Regions from separate parts of the Homo sapiens genome. Here region 1 is linked to region 2. Evidence: chromatin loops called from intact Hi-C (ENCODE). Cell type or tissue: chondrocyte. All regions are shown on one strand. Links, peaks and the distances in the headings refer to the core of each region. The heading gives the core; the rest is flanking DNA. Region 1 overlaps RBM19 (RNA binding motif protein 19). Region 2 overlaps LHX5 (LIM homeobox 5).

Region 1 (9,786 bases), core at 722-8,721, 450 kb before region 2:
AGGCAGACCAATTTGCCCAATGACCAGTATACTGAAGTAGGGGGATTGTTTGGAGATTTATCTTTGCACCTCCATTTCTACCTGCTTGTATATCTAAATGAACTATTACACCCGACGTGCCTCCAACAGTGTCCGGCACATAACAGGTGCCCAGCGTAAGCCATTATTGTCATTATCATCTACTTGCATCGGGTGATAAAATGAATGCCTCTAACAGCCCTAGAGCTGGTTTCAGATATTTATTTGGTAGTTTTCAACAAGTTGGTAATTTGTTGTGGTCATCCGGCAAATTAGCTTCCAGCGAATTGACCTTTCTTTTTCCTTCTTTCTTTGTTGTTAATGCTTCCTGTGAGTCCAGCTTGGGCCAGCTCTGGTGTTTTTCACCCATTGTGGTCTGTGCTATGTTAAGCATCCTTGGAGGGAAGATGGCTTGGTACAGAGGCCCTCAGAAGTCTAGTGGGGGTTCCTGAGCTGCCAGTATAACAGAAGGAGCTCAGGCTTTGAGCCCCACACCTGTAGTTTCTAATTCAGGAGCTCTGTGACCTTGCATGGGTGACTTTGCCTCTGAAGTGAAACGTGCTAAGTAGAGGTTGTGTGTTAAGCATCCAGCACTTGCAGTGCCCATGAGCACTGAGCCAGCAGTTTCTTTCCAGTACCCTATCTCCAGAGAGCCAGCCTGAATTCAGCCTTGCAAGGTCTCACTTCCTAGCCAGTGTTCATGGAACCATTGTTTTACTCAAGAAAAAATTACAGCAAGCCCACTGTGTACCACATCCTCCTTCTAGGCATGGGGGATAGTGTTTCCTTGGGAGTTTACACCCTAGGGCAGTGCTGTTCCATAGAAGCTTCTGCAGCAATGGAAATGTTCCACATCTCTTCTGTCCAATATGGTAGTCAATTGCCACACATGGCTATTTAGCTCTTGAGATATGGCAAGTGCAACTGTTTTAGCTATCTATTGCTGCATCACAAAGTATCCCAGAACTTAAAGGCTGAAAAGAAAACATTATCTCATAGTTTCATGGGTCAGGAATTCAGGAGCAGCTTAGCTGGGAATTCTGGCTCAGGGTCTCTCATGAGGTTACAGTCAGGATGTCGGCTAGGGCAGCAGTCATCTGAAGGCTCAGCTGGGGCTGGTAGATCTGTCATTAAGATGATACACTCACATGGCTGCTGGCAGGGGTCCTCAGTTCCTCACCTTGGGGATCTCTTTCTGGGACCGCTTGAGTGTCCCCATGGCATGGCAGCGGGTCTCTCCAGAGTGAGTGATCCAAGAATGGGGAAGAAGGAGGCCACAATGTCTTCTACAACCTAGTCTTAGAATTCACACACCATCCCTCTGCTGTATGCTGCTTGTCACCCAGACCTGCCCTGATACAGCATGGGAAGGGATTACCCAGGGCATGAACACCAAGAGCCAGGAATCACTGGGCACCATCTTGGAGCCTGATACCCCAGCAACCGAGGAAGTGAATTTGTAGTTTTGCTGCTTCTATTTTTTTGAGACGGAGTCTCACCCTGTCACCCAGGCTGGACTGCAGTGGTGTGATCTTAGCTCACTGCAACCTCCGCCTCCTGGGTTCAAGCAATTCTCGTGCCTCAGCCTCCCAAGTAACTGGGATTACAGGCGCCTGCCACCACACCTGGCTAATTTTTGTATTTTCAGTAGAGACAGGGTTTCACTATGTTGGCCAGGCTGGTCTTGAACTCCTGACCTCAGGTGATCCACCTAAGCCTCCCAAAGTGTTGGGATTACAGGTGTGAGCCACCATGCCCAGCCTAGTTTTGCTTCATTTTAATTTAGATTCAACTAGCCACATGTGGCTGGTGGCTGCCATATGAGACAGCATAGCCCCAGAATGACAAGACAAAAAAAAGAAAAGAAACATGATTAAATGTATAATGTACTAGCACAGGGATCAGTGCCAGGAAGAGAAATGAAGCTGGGGGCTGTGGGTGAGGGGGCTGCCATTTTAATGGAGACAGGGAAGGCCTGTGAGGAGGTGACGTGGAGCAGGCCTGAAGGAGGTAAGTCCTAACATGGTCATTATCATAACAGCTGCTGTTTATTGAATGTTTACCACATTCTGGGTCCAGTGCTGAGTCTGCTTATTAAATCTTCAAACAATCAAATTAGGTGGGCCTATCATTACACCCATTCTACAGTGGAAGAAATGGAGGCCCAGAGCGGCCATGTTACTTGCCCAAGATCGCAGAGATCCTAAGTGTCGGATTTGGCATTCACACCCAGCTTGTTAACTCCCAGCCTTGCTCACTTCCCTACCCTGTTTTGGTGGAGTGGGAGGTTTCCCTGGGAGAGCAGGGAGACAGGCCAGGTAGCACTGCATTGGGGATGGCCTTGAACCTGGGCTGAGAGTGTCCTTGCTCGCCACCTGGTCCATCTGCATGGTTAGGCCCCCGCATGTTCCTCCTCGGGTTATTGATGAAGTGTCACAAGACCTTTGGAAACCAACTGGGGTCTTTCTTTGCAACTGGAGAGAAAGACACAATGGAGATTGGGTTTGGTGAGAAACCAGCCCCACCCTTAGCGGGGCTCCTTAAGTCCCTGGTGGCCCCGGAGTCTCTCAAATGAAGGTCAGCAGCCACCCAAGCACGGATGTGTCCCCCTGACGTCTGCAGCTGTTTTGGGTCCTATCACCTGGTGGGAGACGGCCTTCCTCTCCTTTCACGTTGGTCCCGCACCCCACGCACACTCCTTGAATCCATCACCTGAATATTCTGATGGAGGCGTAGTGGAGTCAATGTTGGGCAGGAGCTGCTGAAGCTCCGAATAACTTGGACCCTCTCCCCCCACCACTCCAGGCCAGCCGTGACATTGGCTCGGAAGAAACAAGTTCCCAGAAAGCAGACCACCTCCAAGATCCTGGTGCGGAACATCCCCTTCCAGGCCCACAGCCGGGAGATCCGAGAGCTCTTCAGGTGAGAACTTCAGGTTTAGTCCAGGGGACTGGCGTGTGGGCGGGGAGCCTGCCCGAGTCTCAGGGAAGATGGCCTTTGGGTCCTGGATGGTTCCGTTGCAGGCCGGCACAGTGGTCTTTCAAAGGTCATCTTTTGGCTGCTTTTGATTTATCTCCCTTAATCTCAGATGTGGCTCCCCAGAGCACTGTGCAGGAAAAAAGTCAAAACAGCCAGGCTTCCCCCTCTCCGAGGCAGATGGAGAAAGGGCAGGCAGGCTTCCCTGTCCCCATCCACAACGTGCAAGAGGGGCAGGGGCCCCAGTGGCTAAAACCCAGCCCTACCCATGATCTGCTTGAAATTTCCTCCATCCAGGCTACCCCTTTGGTTTAAGGTGCTGGTTTTCCACCTTAGCCACACATTCCAGCCACCTGGCAATGGCTAAAATACACCTTTCCCGAGGCTGCACCCCCAGAGAGTTGGATTCCATTTTTCAACAGTGGGGTCTAGACATCGGTGTTTTGCTAAAAGCTCCCCAGGGGATCCTAATGTCCAGCCGGGGTTGGGGACCAGTGGCCTAAATGACTCTATGGAAATGAAGGCGAATTACCTGCACACATAAAGCAGTCCGTCAGCACCTGCTTGCACAGGGGTGGAAAATGCAGCTGTCGCAGGGACCCAGCCGGTAACGGCAGCAGGCTGGGTGGGGACTGAGCAGCAGGCGGGCCTCTCTCTGGTCATCCAGCTGGGATGCCATGCAGGAACTCAGGCTTCGTAAGACCAGTTCCCATGTTTTGAAAGAGAAACCAGCCATGTGGATTCTTAAGGAGAATTCATCAGCAACTAATTCACTTTTTAAAAACAAAACAAGTCTGGCCTGCCCCAGGGCCCCTAGTTGGTGATCCCTACGCTGCCATGTTACAGTGTTTGGCTTTTCAGATTAGGTAGGCACCACCCAGCACCAAGCCATGAATGAAAGAAACGTCCTCATATCAGGGCCTAAGGGGAATGCTTGAAGCCAAGGCCCCCCCACCCAAGGCATGGGCAGGGTAATAGAGAGACCATCTAGCTCTCAGAATGCAAAGGCAGATGAAGTCAGCTTCACCTAAACACATTGTTGAGGCTTCGGTGGGATCCAGGACTGCTCGGGGGACCTGCAGCACCATGGCCTGCGCGTGGGTGAACATTTAGGATTCTAGACACTAGGTCTCGTTCGTTCATTCTACACTTGCACAAGGGTCCAAGAGTGAAGCCTCTGTTAGAGTTGCCAGTTAGCATCTTGCAAGGTAATCTGTGGTTACAAAATCAGCCTTGTGTTTTGGAGATGAGAAACAATTATCTTTGTGTGGCATCTACCTTCTTTGCTCTCACTCTGTAGTTTGAAGAATAAGAAGTCATGTGGGGAACTTCAGATATCTTTGTCCTCCTTTTCCCCTCTGTTTGTTCTAAATCATACACTAGTATTCAGTTCATAAACAGATGTGGTGTGTGGTGAGCTGGGATCTGAGGCAGAGACCAATCCTGCCAGTATCTGGGAAGCAGGATCTTAGCTATGATCTCCGGGTATCCTGCACAGCAGGAATAGCCTGGCGAGATGGGGTCATGACCTGGGGGGAGGTTTCCCATTTCCCTAAACCTCGACTGATCAGTCGTCCCTCCAGGAAGGTACATATCCTTAGCCTCTCGGTATGTCTGCTTGTTTAAACATGCTCTGCTTTTTAAAAGGAGTCCAACTTAAGAACTGCCAGATTAAAACGGGCTTGCTAAGAAGAGCGCATGTTGATCGGGAAATAATATCCCGCTGAAATGACAGTTTCACTTGGTTCTGCAGTATATTTAGGATGACACTTATCCGGGGAAACAAAAGACCACAAGGGAAGAGAGAGCACTTTGTGTGATCTCATGTATTATATTTATTTTTAGAAGACAGGGAATTAGTGTCCACTGAACATAATTACATGTGGTGACTCTTCTCCTTGCCATTGTTCTGATGAGAGTTTTCTTAAAACCCTGGAAACGTAAGACCTTCTTGGAGGGCCGTACCTGCTATTGTTGTTCACTCCGGCTGGGGATGTAAGGCAGTTCCTCGTTGCAGACAGCAGGGGTCGCTGTGAGCCTTCTCAGGGACTTCAAGATTGTCCAGGGAAGCCCCAGACAGGATTTCAGACAAAGCCACTGGCCGGTAAAGGTCATTAGCCAGGGGGAGGTTTCAGGGTTTCGGGGAACCAAGCTGGTCCATTTGGGCAGGCAGGTTCTATGGGTTTCTCCTACCAGGTGTAGTAAAAATCACAACTCCCTTTTATTACACGCTTGCTGTGTGCGGGGCTCTGAGCTTGAATGCCTTCCCGTGCAGAATCACCTCTTTTAAGCCGCACAGCAGCCCTGCGAGGGATGGATGCTGTCATTCCTTTTGCACCCAGACAGAAACTGGAGATGGAAACTAGGGAGATGGAGTGTCCTGCCTGGGACCATGCCGCTGAATGGGGATTTGGATCTAAGTCAGCCTAACCCAGAGCCCCGGCTTGGAGCCACTCCTCTCTGCTGCCTGTTTTCTTGGGTCTAGAAGGAACTGTCTTCCTCCAGATCATTCCAGTGGGACCAAATGACAGCGAGTGTGTCATTTATACCAGGCACTGTGCTAGGCACGAGGCATGTAGCCATTTCAGGAGAGACTCAGGTCTCTCTGTGGGGGACCAGAGAGGAAACTGACAGGGACAGCCAGTGGGACAGGTGTGCAGGTGAGAGTGCAGGGCTCCGGAGAGCATTCTCTGGGCAGGGCCTCAAGCTACCCCGCCTGCTGGAGGGGAGAGAAGGCAGCCTCCTAGCCCGAGGCAGCAGTGCCTGGGGCCCTTCCCGGAGGCCACCAGCCTTCCACTCGGGCCTCAGTGCACCACACTCCAGCCCCTTAACTAACCAGCCTTGGGTTAAACCAGACAGGCATCAGGAGGCACTGCATTTCCATGTTTCTGTGGGATCACTGTCTAGGGTGACTCAAGGATTATGCTTTTGGAAACTCAGAGAGAGGCACAGCAGTGGATTTGCAGACAGCGATTCTCGTCTTCTCTGTGGCTCTCTTTTCGGACTTCAGTTTCCCCTGGCATAAACTAGTGGTAGTAACACTAGTGATAACATACACTAATTTGTGATGATGCTGTGGTAATACGTGTGAGTGTTGATTTCTTTCTCATGTCCCCGGCCCCGTGCGCTGCAGTGCCTCATGTTTCTGGGGGCCCATTCATCACCGTGGCCCGGTAAAGTAGTTTCATGTCTCTGTTTCTCAGTGAAGAAACCAGCTCCAGAGCCCAAATTCCACCCACTGGGTCATCAGATGCCTCAGGCCACCACGCTGCTCATCGGCCTCAAGGACTATAAGGATTAAATGAGATTGTACAAATGAGGCACTTAATCCAGCCCCTGGCAGAGTAACAGGTAGTTAATAAATGTTGACTGTGGTGTTCAACAGCACCAAACCAGTGGAGCCAGGATTTGAACCCAGGGTTTGAATCTGAGTTTATAGACAGAACCCAGGTCCACAACGGCAGTGCTGAAGCCTTGAAGGTCCTGGGCAGCGTTTTCCTGGTTTTTTTGTTTGTTTGTTTTGTTTTTGTTTTTTCTTCTGTAAAGGAAGGCTGTAATCCTGTAATCCTCTATTTCTGCCCCATTCGTCTGTGTTCTGGGGTAGAGAGTCAGGAAGGACCTTGAGGGACAGGCTGAGCCAGCTCCCCTTTATCCCCCAAAAGGAAATGTGGAAGACACACAAATAGGGGTGTCCCAGACTGTGCAAGTATGCATGTACACACAAACTTCTCACCCCACCACTCAAACAAGGACGGAAATGGCCAGTGGTCAGCTCACCCGGCAGGTGCCCAGAGTCTTAGGTTAGTATGGATCTAAAAGAAGGAAGGAAGGAAGTGGAGACTGGGCTTCCCACCCCCCCCACCGCCACCCCATCTGGGTTTGCTCTGGAGTAGGTATGTTGCACATGTGTGTTTTGCCATGTTGTTTATTTTCCTCTTTCCCTGTCTCCACCAGGAAGTGCCCAGGGCAGAGAGGCAGTTCAGGGCCTGGATCGGGCCTGAGTGTATACATGCAAATGAAGCTTACACTTGGGGCTCTCCTGCTGATACACAGCAGCTGTATGCAGAGCTCAAGCGTTTGGTGGAGAGGGTCTTATTTCCACCCCCATTTCAAAAGCTGGAAGTGGTGTTAAAAACAGAGCTGGCTAATACAGGCATCGGGGAGGCATGGGACATGGGGTGAACCACGTGCCACGCAGTCTTTGTATCAGTTCGTCCACACAGCAGCCCAACATGGTAAGACTGTTGTTAAACCTGCCTTCTATATGAAGAAACTAGGGTACAGACAGTAACGGTGCTATTCCTAGATGGACCCTCGGCTTGCCCATTTCTGTCATAGTCCATGGGGCAGCCTTGTTTGAGCCACCTGGGTTCTGGCAGGCAGTACCCCCCATCTTCCAGGAAGGAGGTTCTGCAAACAGGATTGGCCTCACACTTGGTTAAATGCACTGCTGTCACCATCTTGAAATTCTTAGTAATGTGTGAACAAGGGGTCCTGGATTTTTCTTTTGCGCCAGGCCCTGCCAACTATATAGCCAGTTCTGCCTGTGAACCAGTAGAAGAATCGGGAAGTTTGGAGCCTGGGTGTAGTGGCCATTGGCCAGGCTTAGTTTGCTCGCCTGCAGGGTGGGAATGAAGAGTGTGTCTGCCTCCCCTGCCTCCCTGCCCAGGCGGTGAAAGGCTCAGGGAGAGGGTGGGTGGACAGGCTGACTAAAGGAGGGAGGTGTTTATGGGAGCATGTCTGTCACTGTCATGATCATCACTAAGGCCCTCTGTGGAAACTGCTAAGGAGCGCGTTTCAGACCTGCCTCTCTGAGGATGGCGTGGGAATGTCTAGGCAGCTCTGAAGTCCAGGCCAGGTCAAGTCATGGTGAAGAGTCAGTTCTGGTGATAAATCTGTGGATTCAATGCACTTCTCTCCCTTCCTATGCTATGTCATGTTAGCTCTCCGGGCCTCAGTTTTCCTCATCTGTAAAATGGGGATGAAAAGCCCTGCCTGACAGCTGGGTGATAAAAGATGAGTCAAGTATGTGAGACGCCTAGCGTAGTGCCGGGCTCATGAAAAGCTCCCAGCCAGCGTAGCTGTTATTACTGTGTTTCCTTCTGGTGGTCTGCCACGTCAGGAACACTGTTTGGGGTTAGGTTTAGGAAGACAGTCAAGTGGGTCTGGAGGTGAGAAGGAAGGCTTGGGTGGCTCACGCTTAGCCTGTCCATATACACAGTACTCCAGAGTCCCCCGGCTCACTTTCCACCTGTGAGCTTCCGCTGTCTTCTCTGTGGGAAGCTGACATCCACAGGTTCACAGTCAAGACCCGATTTCGCTTTCTTCCTTCACCGCTCCCTCCCTTCCTTTTTACCGACAGGTGGTTCACGTTGCCTTCCAGCCATTGGAGTCAGGTGGACATTTGTGAGAGAGTTACCTTCTTGGTTGGGGCTTTGGGCAATTAGCTTTTCCTTGAGCTTGGCCCCTGAGAGAAAATCGCCCGCATGGCCATCACCAGGGTAGCAAATGCTAAAAGTCTGTTCCCGCACTTTGGGAGGCCAAAGCAGGAGGATCCTTTGAAGCTAGGAGTTCGAGACTATGCTGGACAACATAGCAAGACCCCATCTCTACAACAAATACAAAAATTAGCTGAACTGTGTGGCACTCCTATAGTCCCAGTTACTCAGGAGGCTGAGGCAGGAAAATTGTTTGAGTCTGGGAGTCTGAGTTTGCAGTGAGCTATAATCAGGCCACTGCACCCCAGCCTGTGCAACAGAGTGAGACCTTCTCTCTAAAAAAATAGAATAAAATGAGGCCTTCAGCACACGCCAGCACACTCTTCCACTGACTAACTCCTGACCCCTGTCCAGGGTAGCTCAGCCTGTCCTGCGGTCCTGCAGTCCCGTTACCATTGCACCCCAGCTGCCTCAGCTCCCCTTGGAACTGCTCCATGTGGTTGCTTAGTGTACTGACCCCCAACCCCCGAATATAAGCTGGGACACTCTGACTGGCTCACTGTCATGTCCACAGGTGCCTGCTACATAGCTGGTGCTGTGATAATGTTTGTGGAGTGCATACCCACTATGTGAAGCCTGTCTCAATACAATCCTGGTAGAAACGCGAAGTGTAAGGCACAGAGAGGTTCAGCAGTCTGCCCCAGGTCACACAGCTCTGAGGCTGGTCACACAGACCAGCACAACCAGCTCTCCCTCCAGAGCTTCACTTATCGCCCTGGAACTCCTGCCATGGGTCAGGGATGTCTGGTGAGAGCAGGCAGCAATTGCAGGCTGGCAGATGGAGAGCTACTTTTCTCCTTTTATCTCAGCATCTTTTTTTTTTTTTTTTTTTTTTTTTTTTTTGCTATTTTCTTCCTTGAGGTGTGAACCACCTGCTAGGGTGTGAATGGGCGAGAGTTCACAACAGGTGTCTGGAGATCTTAATTACAAGGCTTGCATCTCCTGTCCACCCCACACCTGTTGTGCCTGCTTTGTGGGCAACGTCTGTCCATCCCTGGCCTCCTGGCCTTCTCATTTCCTCTTGCAGTGGCCGTGACAGTGGAAGGAGGGCCGAGGACAGCTTGCTCACTCATGCTCCCCACACACACCTCCCTTGTCTCCCCCACACAGGCATGGGGTCACTGCCCGATTGACTCCTGGTTGTCAGCAGTACTTTTCCAAAAGCTTCCAGCCCTTTGAGCCCTTTCATCTGCTAGGGCAGAGACACAGAGCAGGATGGGGGAAGACTTCCCATTCTCCAGGCTTTCCCTGAAGAAACTCTGCAAAAATCAGGCTCAGGCAGCTCCTGAGAGCC
Region 2 (9,786 bases), core at 532-8,531:
AGAACATCGCCCACTCGCTGGACACACGATCACAGACACATGTACACTCACCCACATGTCCTGGACACAAAATCAGATACATGGTCTCACCCATACAGTGATGCACACAGAAGCACACACGAGATACAGTGACACATTCACCCACGCAGGGCACAAGGTGCACTCACACTTGCGTTCAGAGACTCCAGGGACACACGTCTAGACACGATCGCACGATCACGTATAGGTAAATTCCACCCTCTCACACACAGGTACACTCACGGAGACACAACTCCACAGACGCGCACACTCCCACCAGTCACACTGAGGCCAGTACTGGCAAATCCACATGCATGCGGCCCCCACGGACAGACGCACAGCCTTCCTGCCGCCCTGTGCCTGGTGTACTTGGCATGAGGTGGATTCCGAGCGCTGGAGGGTAGTGTGAGGGGAGGGGATGGGGGTCTGGATTCATTCCAAGCCGCCTGCTCACTAGCATCGAAGGCAGCAACTCCTGTTCCATGTGGCGGGGTGTGTGCGCACAGCATCTGGCAGTGTTAGCCCAAATGCCGGCAGTTGCTCTGGGCAGGACTGTAGTCCACCCTCCAGCCCCGAGACCCCTGGGGTTCCTACAGACTGGGGGCACAAGTGTTGGGCCAACCCCAGATTTCCACCGTCTTTGGGGCTGCAGAGAGCGAGGAGCCCCAGTTTACAAAGGGCTTCAGATGGTGGTACCAGGCTTGGGCCTGGGGTGAGCTGTCCCCTTGCCACCTCAGCTTTTCCTCCTCTCACTTCCCTCACACTGGATTGGTGAGCCATCCCAACTCCCCCTATCCGATTTTTTCAGCTCCTTACCCTGAGCCGCATTGCTTGAGCTCACCAAGCTCACTGTCCTGTTCTTCCCAGGGCTGAGGGCTCAAGAAAGCACCTCTCCTCTTCTATTCTGAAGCTTCTGAATTTGGAGAGACCCCAGGACTGTCTATGTCTGAGAGGCATCTGCACTTCTGAGTTGTAACGCAGGTTAGGAAGAGGCAATTTCTCTTAGAAAGTGGGTTCAGTGGCAGTGTTAGCAAGGCAGGAGCTAGGCACCCAGGTAGACGCAGAAGGGAAGGGAAGATAACCCCATCACTAACCTCAGCACATCCGGAAGCCTGAGGGGGGATTAGACCTTGAGACCGGACCGGGGCCCCTAGAAATTGTGGGCAAAATGCCAGGCTGTGCTTTTCAGGGCAGAGACCCCAGGCAGTGGCAGGGCTCAGGCTGGAGCGCCCCAGCCGCCCAACCCTGGACAGCCCCCCAACCCTGGACAGACCCCCAACCCCGGACAGACCCCCAACCCTGGAGAGCCCGGATGGTGGGCGTGTCTTCCGGAGTCTCCACTCACCGACTCTCTCCACCTAAATTTGCCTCTTTCCCTACAAAATCTGGGCCCGGAGCAGCGAGGTAGTGGGGGCGGTACCGGCCCGGAATTTTTCCCCGCCTGGATAATTAACCAAGGTTTCCCCGAGGACCACTTCGCCCCCGCCCCGACCTATCCCACCGCCTCCTCTCCCTGCGCGCTGGATGAGGTGGGGAGCTGGATACTGGGGGCCCCTCGTTCCCCGTAATGGTGGGGAAGACTCCCCAGCCCCCAGCGAGGCAGCCCCGCCTAATCCGCGCTGGGAGATCCCGGCGGTGGCGACCGGCAGCGGGCGAGAAAGGGGCCGGGCGGCGGGGCCGGCGGCTCCCCGTGGGAGCGCGGACAAAGCCCCAGCTGCGGCTTTTGTGCCCTTTTCAGACGGCGTTTGTTCCAATTACCTCCGGCCCGGCCGCCATATGGGCGGAGGCGGCGCGCACGGCGCGGGGGCAGCGGCCTTCGCTGGTTTTCCGGCTCGCCGCGGGCCGCGGCCGTCTCCCATCCCTGTCCCTTTGGGGCTCCAAATTTGCCGCTCCCCATCTTCCCCTTCACTTTCGGGGAGAATTAAATTAATGGTTTTAAAAAGTAATTGGCAACCGTTTTAGCTGTTGCTTAAACTGCCTCCAAGCCACGCCTCCAGACACCCCCCATTTGGACAGATTTCAGGGTTTGGAGAGGGAAGAGGGTGGCAGGGGGCATCAGGAATTCGCCCCTTGACTGAGATCCCAGGACTCAGCAGGGGGAGTGGATTTGCAGAAGAGACTCAGGCTTCTGGACTCGCTGGTTTTCCCGCCGTACAAAGCGGGTGCCTGGTACAAGGTGGTCCTTTCGTGACGTCCCCCACGTCAGTCCTTCAGGGCCCCACCTGGTGGGGGAAGGCAGGATATCCCGAAGGTTCTGGAAAAGGGGCTATGTGGGGCGGTCAGAGAGTTGATACAGATTTGTTGAGGCAGAATGGGTTTGCAATCCGGAGTCCCTACACCTCCTGAATTTATGGGCAAAATTCTCATCCTTGCATTTTCCTTGAGAGAGAGCCCATAGCTATCACCAGCTTCTCAAAAGATCTCAATGTCCTCAGATGCTTCAGAACCTGGGGGTGCTGGCAAAACCAACCCGGGGCAAGGCTGGAGGACCGAGCTTCTACCCCAAGGAGCCCGCGGAGCTCTGGCCATGACCCAGAGAATCTTCGTGTCCTCCTCCCCCTCTCCCAAGTCGCTGGAGCTCAGTTTTCTCTTTCTCAGGCTAGGCTAGGCCGGTACAAATGGTCTCACCGGGATCGACGCGGCGGCCGTACTTGGCGAGGCGAAGGACTTGGACTGGGTTGGTAGGGCGCAGGGACCGAGTTTAGGGCGCCAAGGCCGCCCCGCCCGGCCCAACCCACCAGTCGCTCCTGCCGCGGCCCGGATCCAGTTTCCCCCGGCCAGGTCGCTTCCCGGTCTCAACCATTTCGCGCTCTGCTCTGTCCGCTGGTTTGTCCCTGCCCGGTTCCTCTCCCCGGGCCTGTCAGCCTCCGCTTCTCTGGAGGTTCCTGGGACTCATCTCTGATCCACCGTCTTGCGTTCTCTGGGCGCATCGACTTCTCTCCATCTTCGGGCTCACTCCTGACTCCCTCGCTGCCGCCCCCGGGGGTTTCCACGCGTGTCTCTAACCGCGGCCGTCTTTCCTCTCTCTGCGTCTCCTCGACTCCTCCGCGACCCTCCGATGTCTCGGGCTTTCGGGTCTCAGCCGCGGACTCCGCGTCTCTGGGTCTCTTTTCCGCCTTTCTCTCTGCCCCTCTGCCGATCTCTCCGTCTGTCTCTCGCTGTCCCGCATCTCTGTGTCTCTCACCGACCCTAAGACACTTAGGAATCATTGTCTGTCTCTGCGTCTCTGGCCGCCTCTGTCTCTCTCCATCTCTAGGTGTCAGGGAACCTGTGACTGAAGTCTCCGAGTTTTTGCCGCGTGTGTCCCCCACGGTCTCGGAGTCTCTCCCGTCTCTGTGTGTGGTCTCTGGCAGTCTGAGTCTCTTGCCCTTTCGAGATCTCTCATTGTCTCTCTCCCCAACCCTCCCCGTGAGCCTGCGACGTCCACCGTCTCAAGGGGCGCCGGCCTCCGCAGGTCTCTCTAACCTTGGGTCGGTGTCGCGCGCTCCCCTCTCTCGCCCGCCCGGGTCCCCTCCCCGGGTCCCGGGTCCCCCGCCTACTTCGCCTTCTCTCACCGCGCCCTGTCTCCTTCCCGCTCCCCCTCCGCAGACTACCAAGGCGACTACTACGCGCCGGGAAGCAACTACGACTTCTTCGCGCACGGCCCGCCTTCGCAGGCGCAGTCCCCGGCCGACTCCAGCTTCCTGGCGGCCTCTGGCCCCGGCTCGACGCCGCTGGGAGCGCTGGAACCGCCGCTCGCCGGCCCGCACGCCGCGGACAACCCCAGGTTCACCGACATGATCTCGCACCCGGACACACCGAGCCCCGAGCCAGGCCTGCCGGGCACGCTGCACCCCATGCCCGGCGAGGTATTCAGCGGCGGGCCCAGCCCGCCCTTCCCAATGAGCGGCACCAGCGGCTACAGCGGACCCCTGTCGCATCCCAACCCCGAGCTCAACGAAGCCGCCGTGTGGTAAGGCCGCCGGGCCGCCCCCCGCGCTCGGCCCCCGGGGGCCCCGCCCCGAAGCAGCCTCCTGAAACCAAAACGCCCGACGCAGACGCGGTGGGAGACGTGGGTGTCCCTCGGGGGTTCTCTCTCGGGTCCGCACTCAACTGGCAGCTGCTCCTCGGCTGGGCGCCGAGGGGGGGCCGACCCCCATCTCCACCCCGCGGGCTCTCCAGGAGCCTCAGCCCACCGCCAGTACTCTCCCAGCAACCGCGAGCAATTTCTTGGGACCAAAGTCAATACTCCGGAGGGTCAAGAGATTTCGAGCACGCTCTAGACTTTCCCCGGGCCCCCACCCACCCACCCAGCCACCGCCACCTCTTTGGACTGAGAGAGGGTGAGGCCAAGGGGCGGAGACGGTGTTTTTCCCTCTCTCTGCAATCCGAGTGGCATTTTGTAATCTTATTTCTCGCTGTGCTTTCCCCGTCTTTAAAAAAAAAGATGATAAGAAAAGGAGAGAGATTGAAAGAGAGGGAGAGGAAAGGGGGCAAGATGAGGAGGAGATGGAGAGACAGCGTCAGCCAGAGGGAGAAGACGGAGAGCGAGCGAGGAACTCGCGTGAACCGGGAGCCACCGAGAGGGAGACCGAGCCACCTGCACGCTGGCGCTCCCTGGTGGCCAATCTTGAGGCTCAAGGTCAGCTTCTCTAGGAATAGGGCTGTGGGTCAGGAAGTGGCCAGCCGGGTCCAGCTCCCGCTCTTCCTTACTTTGACGTTTATGTTGAGCCCGAGGGAGCAGGCCGGACTCGAACACGCACACATCCTGCTCTCCCCCTGGGTGGGGCGCCAGGATTGCTGGGCTCAGACCCACAGACCACCCTCCCTGCCCAGGGCCTGGAGGCTGGGCCGTCAGGATGTACAATATTATACTTTTTTGGAAGTTGAACGCTTCTAGTTTCCTTATTTTGTATAAAGAAGAAACAAATAAAGTATGTTTTTGTGTTTACTGTTTATTTATTGTACTCTAGTTATCCGGGGTTGGACATTTTTATATTTTTAAGAGGAGGTAGGGCAGAGTGACGGAGGGGAAGCAGAAAGAGGTTTACCTAAAAAAAACAAAAAACAAAAACAAAAAAAATCAACTTTTTTTAAAGAGAAAGATTAATAAAAAAAAATCTTTTTTCCCTCAGCGCTGTGTGGTTTTCTTTTTTTGTCCCTACCTTGATAACGACTCAGAGAGAATGAAACCATTCCTTTCCCTGGTTCTGGTCTCTGACATTAAACCCTTGATGGGTGCAAAAACCTCTGCTCACCCAAAGGGGGAGCTCTTCTAGTGACTCCCAGGTTCATGAAAGTGACTGTCCTCTTTCGACAGCTACTACGTGCCAGGCACCGTATCTCCCCATGCTTTATGTAATACCCTGCTCTAACACAGGCCTGCCCAGCATATAGTAGGTCTTCAGAATGTTTGATGAATGAATGAATGTGTGATTTGTTTGTTGCCAGCACATCAAAAGAATTAGAACTTCACTCCTAACTATTCCCCCATGTAATTTCTGGTGGCCCAAAAAAAGAGCAGGCTGGTAAGCTGATGCTGGTTATCTGCAAGGCTATGTTAGGACTGAAGTGCGCCTCCTCCCCAAAGTGAGGCTGTTGTGCTCTGCAAATCTTATGCAGTGCATGCTTGTCTTTAGGTAAAGGCATGAGGGAAAGAGTGTCCAGTGAGATTTAGGAGGCCTGAGGCCACTACCTAAAACAAGTCACTCTCCTTCTTTGACTCAGTTTCCCTACTTGCAAAAGCAGGGGTTGGAGAGAGTGCTTCCTACATTCCCTTCCAACTCGAATGTCTGTAATCCCAGCACTTTGGGAAGCTGAGGTGGGTGGATCACCTGAGATCAGGAGTTCAAGACCAGCCTGGCCAACATGGTGAAACCCTCTCTCTACTAAAAATACAAAAATTAGCCAGGCATGGTGGCAGGCACCTGTAATCCCAGATACTTGGGAGGCTGAGGCAGGAGAATCGCCTGAACCCGGGAAGCGGAGGTTGCAGTAAGCTGGTACTACATTACTGCACTCCAGCCTGGACGACAGAGCAAGACTGTCTCAAAAAAAGAGAGAAAGAAAGGAAAGAAAGAAAGAAAGAAAGAAAGAAAGAAAGAAAGAAAGAAAGAAAGAAAGAAAGAGAAAGAAAGAGAAAAAGAAAGAAGGGAAAAAAGAAAAAGAAAGGAAGGAAGGAAGGAAGGAAGAAAGGATAAAAGAAAAAGAAAAGAAAAGCAGGAGAGGGAGGTAAAAATAAATAGAAGAGTGTCCTGCATTGGGATCACTTTTCACCCAAGCTCGGGGTGAGTGAAGCGGCCCATTGTAGCTGCAGCAGGGGAAGGTGGGGAACAGACCGCCATGGGACAGGCGCACGCTCAGAGCCCCACTCTTCTGCCCTTCTTCTTTATGTGTTCCTCACAAGAATCATGCAATGTGCCTTGCCTTTTTCTTTTCTTTCCTTACTGCACATTCATCTTTATCAGACCAATGCTACTTGCTTGTGGAAAATTTAGAAATCTCAGATAAACAAAAGGAAGAAAATGTCACCACCCAGAATCTCAAGCACTATGGAAATCTAGATGATGCATTTTCTTTCAGACTTCTTTTTTCTTTTCTTGTTTTTTTGTTTGTTTTTTTGTTTGTTTGTTTTGTTTTGTTTTGTTTTTTCATTTTGAAACTAGAGATCATACCCTATACTCAATATGTGGTCATCTGCTCTGGTTCACTCAGCAATAGCTTCCAGATGTATAAACTGATCTTCATAGACAGAGCTATGTCATTCTGTGTAGTCACTGCTTAAAGTTCTCTTCAATGGCTGAGCCATCCTTTTATGGTTTTTGTTTTATTTTTAACCAAGTCTATTATTGGATATTTGGGTTTGTTTCCAACGTTTCACCACTTTAAACCACATCAGAATATCCTTGCAGCTGAATCCTTGGACGTGTATCAGGGTAGGTATTATTGGCCCCCTCAGGGTACTCAGAGAGGTTGAGGGACTGGCCCAAAGTCACACAGCTGGGAAGTGGCAAAGCTGAGATTCAAACCCATGTATTGGGTTGTGTTTCTACTTCTCTATGGTGCCCTAACTGTAACGGATTTTAGAGGCCAAGAGAGAATTTGCAAGGTGGACCTCATCTCTGGCGGGTCCCTGAATGCTTTCTGGGCATGTGTGAACTTTACAGAAGGGCTCACTTAGAACTTGCACCAGAGCAATATGGGGGAAGCGAAGCTAGGGGGAGGAGAGGACTCACCCCTTCCTCAAACAGGGTTGTGACAGGGAGATACAGGTTGGGGAGAGAGGGGAGGGGAGGAGGGGTGAAAGAGAGGAAGAGGAGGGGAGGGAGGCAGGAGAAAAGGAAAGAATAAGGAAGAGAGGAAGAGGAAGAGAAGGGAGAAAGGTTAGGAGGAGAGAAAGAGAAGATTAAATCTGTGGCAGGAAGAGCCCCCATAGGTGTGCCAAGTCACCTACTGCTCATGCTCCATGGTGTCCAGGGACCGCCCCCAGCCCCTACCCAGATAGGACGCTTAGACCCAGAGGTGTCCTTCAGTGAAGGCAGCAGAGTGAGGCTACAGAATGAGAAACCGCAGTAGAACCAAGCCCTCTGCCCCTTTCTCCAGGTACAGGCACACACATGCACACACACACGCACCAGACAGTTACATATGGGCCCACACAATGAACACTTACACATGCAAATACATGTACACGAACAAAAACACAAGCATATACTGATGCATGTTCACAGGCATATGGATTTACACACACACACACACACACAAAGCAGCCACATGGACACACAGCTGTGCATGCACACAGAGACACATACAAATACAGACAAGGGCACAATGGTAGGCGCACACATCTACATACATATGCACACAAATGTACATTAACAGACACCCACAGGCTTGTGTACACAAATGCACACACCTACAATATGTCTAACCCCTGTGGACACACAAAAACCCACACACCATGTCCTTGCACACATGCTAACACACATGTACACAGGATATATACCTGCCCCTTAAATACTCACAGCTTCAGTCTGGGAGAACTGGGAGAGGAAGAGGTCCCCTTTTATGTCAGGGACTTAAATAACCCTGGGGTGGCCCCATCAAGATCTCTGAGGGTGGCTCCAGAAGCCAGGTTCCAAGAGGGATGCCATGATTTCTGCATGATCAGTACTTGTGGACACACTCCCCATCATTCCTTCCTCTGAGTATTCACAAGTGAAGCGGGTTGGCAGCCTAGGTCACCTGAGAATGGGATGGAGGCAGAACAGAGCAGGAGCTCTGGGATCCAGGACACTACCTGGCTGAGGAACTGGAGGTTGCTCACTATGTCCCCTTTCTGGTCACTATGTCCCCTTTCTGGGTCTCAGTGTGCTCACCTGTGAAATGGACTCTCAACATCATTTCCTCCACAGGGTGAGGATGGAAGAGAAGTGACTCAGCCTGTCGCCAAGGTTCAGGAAATCTAGGGCCTGGGTTACATCCCCATGTCCATGTCTCTCTCTCTGTCTCTCTCACACACACACACACCAGCTTCCATGGAGGGTAACAAGAGGAGAGAGAGGACCTGATTCACACCAAATTCACTCCCACTCCCGTGAGCTCATTTTAACTCCCCAAGTGCTTACTGGGCCCAGGGGCTCTGGGAGGAGACATTCTCCCACCCCAACACTAGCACAGTGCCCCTGCAGGTGTACAGCCATAATACTGGGTGCACATTGTTAAGGAGGCAGTTCCTGAGAAAGGCTGGGTGGGGAAGGGGAGCAGTTGGGAAGAGACGTTTGTCTTTCAGCATCCACAACCATTTTCTCAAAGTATGATCGGAGGACAATGCTTGCTGCAAATTGCAGCCCCAGGTCCCACCACTTATGGCTTGAATTGTCCTCTGGAGTGGGGCCCAAGATGCTTCACATTTAGCTCCCCAAGAGATTCTGGCACCTCCCAAACATGCAAGACCACTGCTCAACATGATGCCACCTGTCTCCAAACCCATTGGTCAGAGTCCTATCCAATCCTCACAACGTCCCTTCGAGATAAGCATTGTTCTTCCCACTTTGCAGGTGGAGAGAATGAGCCCCAAGAGATGAAGTGAGCTGACCAAAGTCACACAGCCAGGGAGTGGCAAAGCTAGGTTTTGAATTGAGAACTTTTGCTGCAAGAGCCCACATTGTCCCTGGACCCAGGACAGAGCCCAGTGCAGATTCTAGTAACTACATGAATGAATGAATGAATGAATGAATGAATGAATGAATGAATAAAATTCAGCTACTATAAAAAGGGATTCTTTAAGAAAGGGCTTAATGAATAACCTCATTGGCTTTTGCTTAAAACCCCCTCCCGGGTTAAACAAAGCTAGCCAGAAGAGCAGAGGGCATCATGAACATTGCCAAGGTCAGAAGACATAAGGACGTCTGGTTTCTCCATGTTCGCCCTCCTCCCTTTCCTCCTCCATTAACGTATCTGCTCATCTCCTTCTATCTTCATCGCCTGTATTTATTATCTCTTAAAAATAAAAGATTTCTGAGAGGAAAAAAAACATCCCAGGGCATACAGGCAAAGAGGCAAGCCAGGCTCTCCTGCCAGTGCCCTCCAGCACTGGAAAAAGGGGGACCTCGCCTGTCCCCTTGCTGCCCCTAGGCTATAATTCTGGCCAACACTGGACAGTTAAACCACACGTACTCCAACCCCCGTCATGCATGCTCTCCTCCTGTCCCTGTCCCTGTCCCCGTCCTCCTGCCCCAAGATATACACCCCGCAAAACATGAGGGCTGACCCACTGTGCTTAGGACT

What was found. Peaks named below come from ENCODE experiments on the same cell type or tissue, not always from the same donor. Only the 100,000 strongest peaks of a DNase experiment are listed, where the experiment ranks them.
Region 1: it touches region 2 in a loop (8-fold over the local background); 87 of 110 quality-filtered maps call a loop at or near these places.

Annotation. Positions count from the first base shown.
Region 1 is chr12:113,908,123-113,917,908 of GRCh38, reverse strand. RBM19 (RNA binding motif protein 19) reads left to right here. Exons shown (of 24, transcript NM_016196.4): 21 at 2,824-2,940. Among named protein-coding and RNA genes, the nearest start is that of RBM19, 53 kb to the left of the region's middle. RefSeq lists an enhancer at 7,005-7,505. In chondrocyte, for the core only: CTCF peaks have their summits at 4,784 and 5,010 (motif pointing right); DNase peaks (open chromatin) are centred at 2,938 and 3,568.
Region 2 is chr12:113,457,378-113,467,163 of GRCh38, reverse strand. LHX5 (LIM homeobox 5) reads left to right here. Exons shown (of 5, transcript NM_022363.3): 5 at 3,607-5,131. The coding sequence ends at 3,974. Among named protein-coding and RNA genes, the nearest start is that of LHX5, 9.6 kb to the left of the region's middle. In chondrocyte, for the core only: CTCF peaks have their summits at 2,251 (motif pointing left), 4,622 (motif pointing left) and 5,284; no DNase peak of the experiment used is centred there.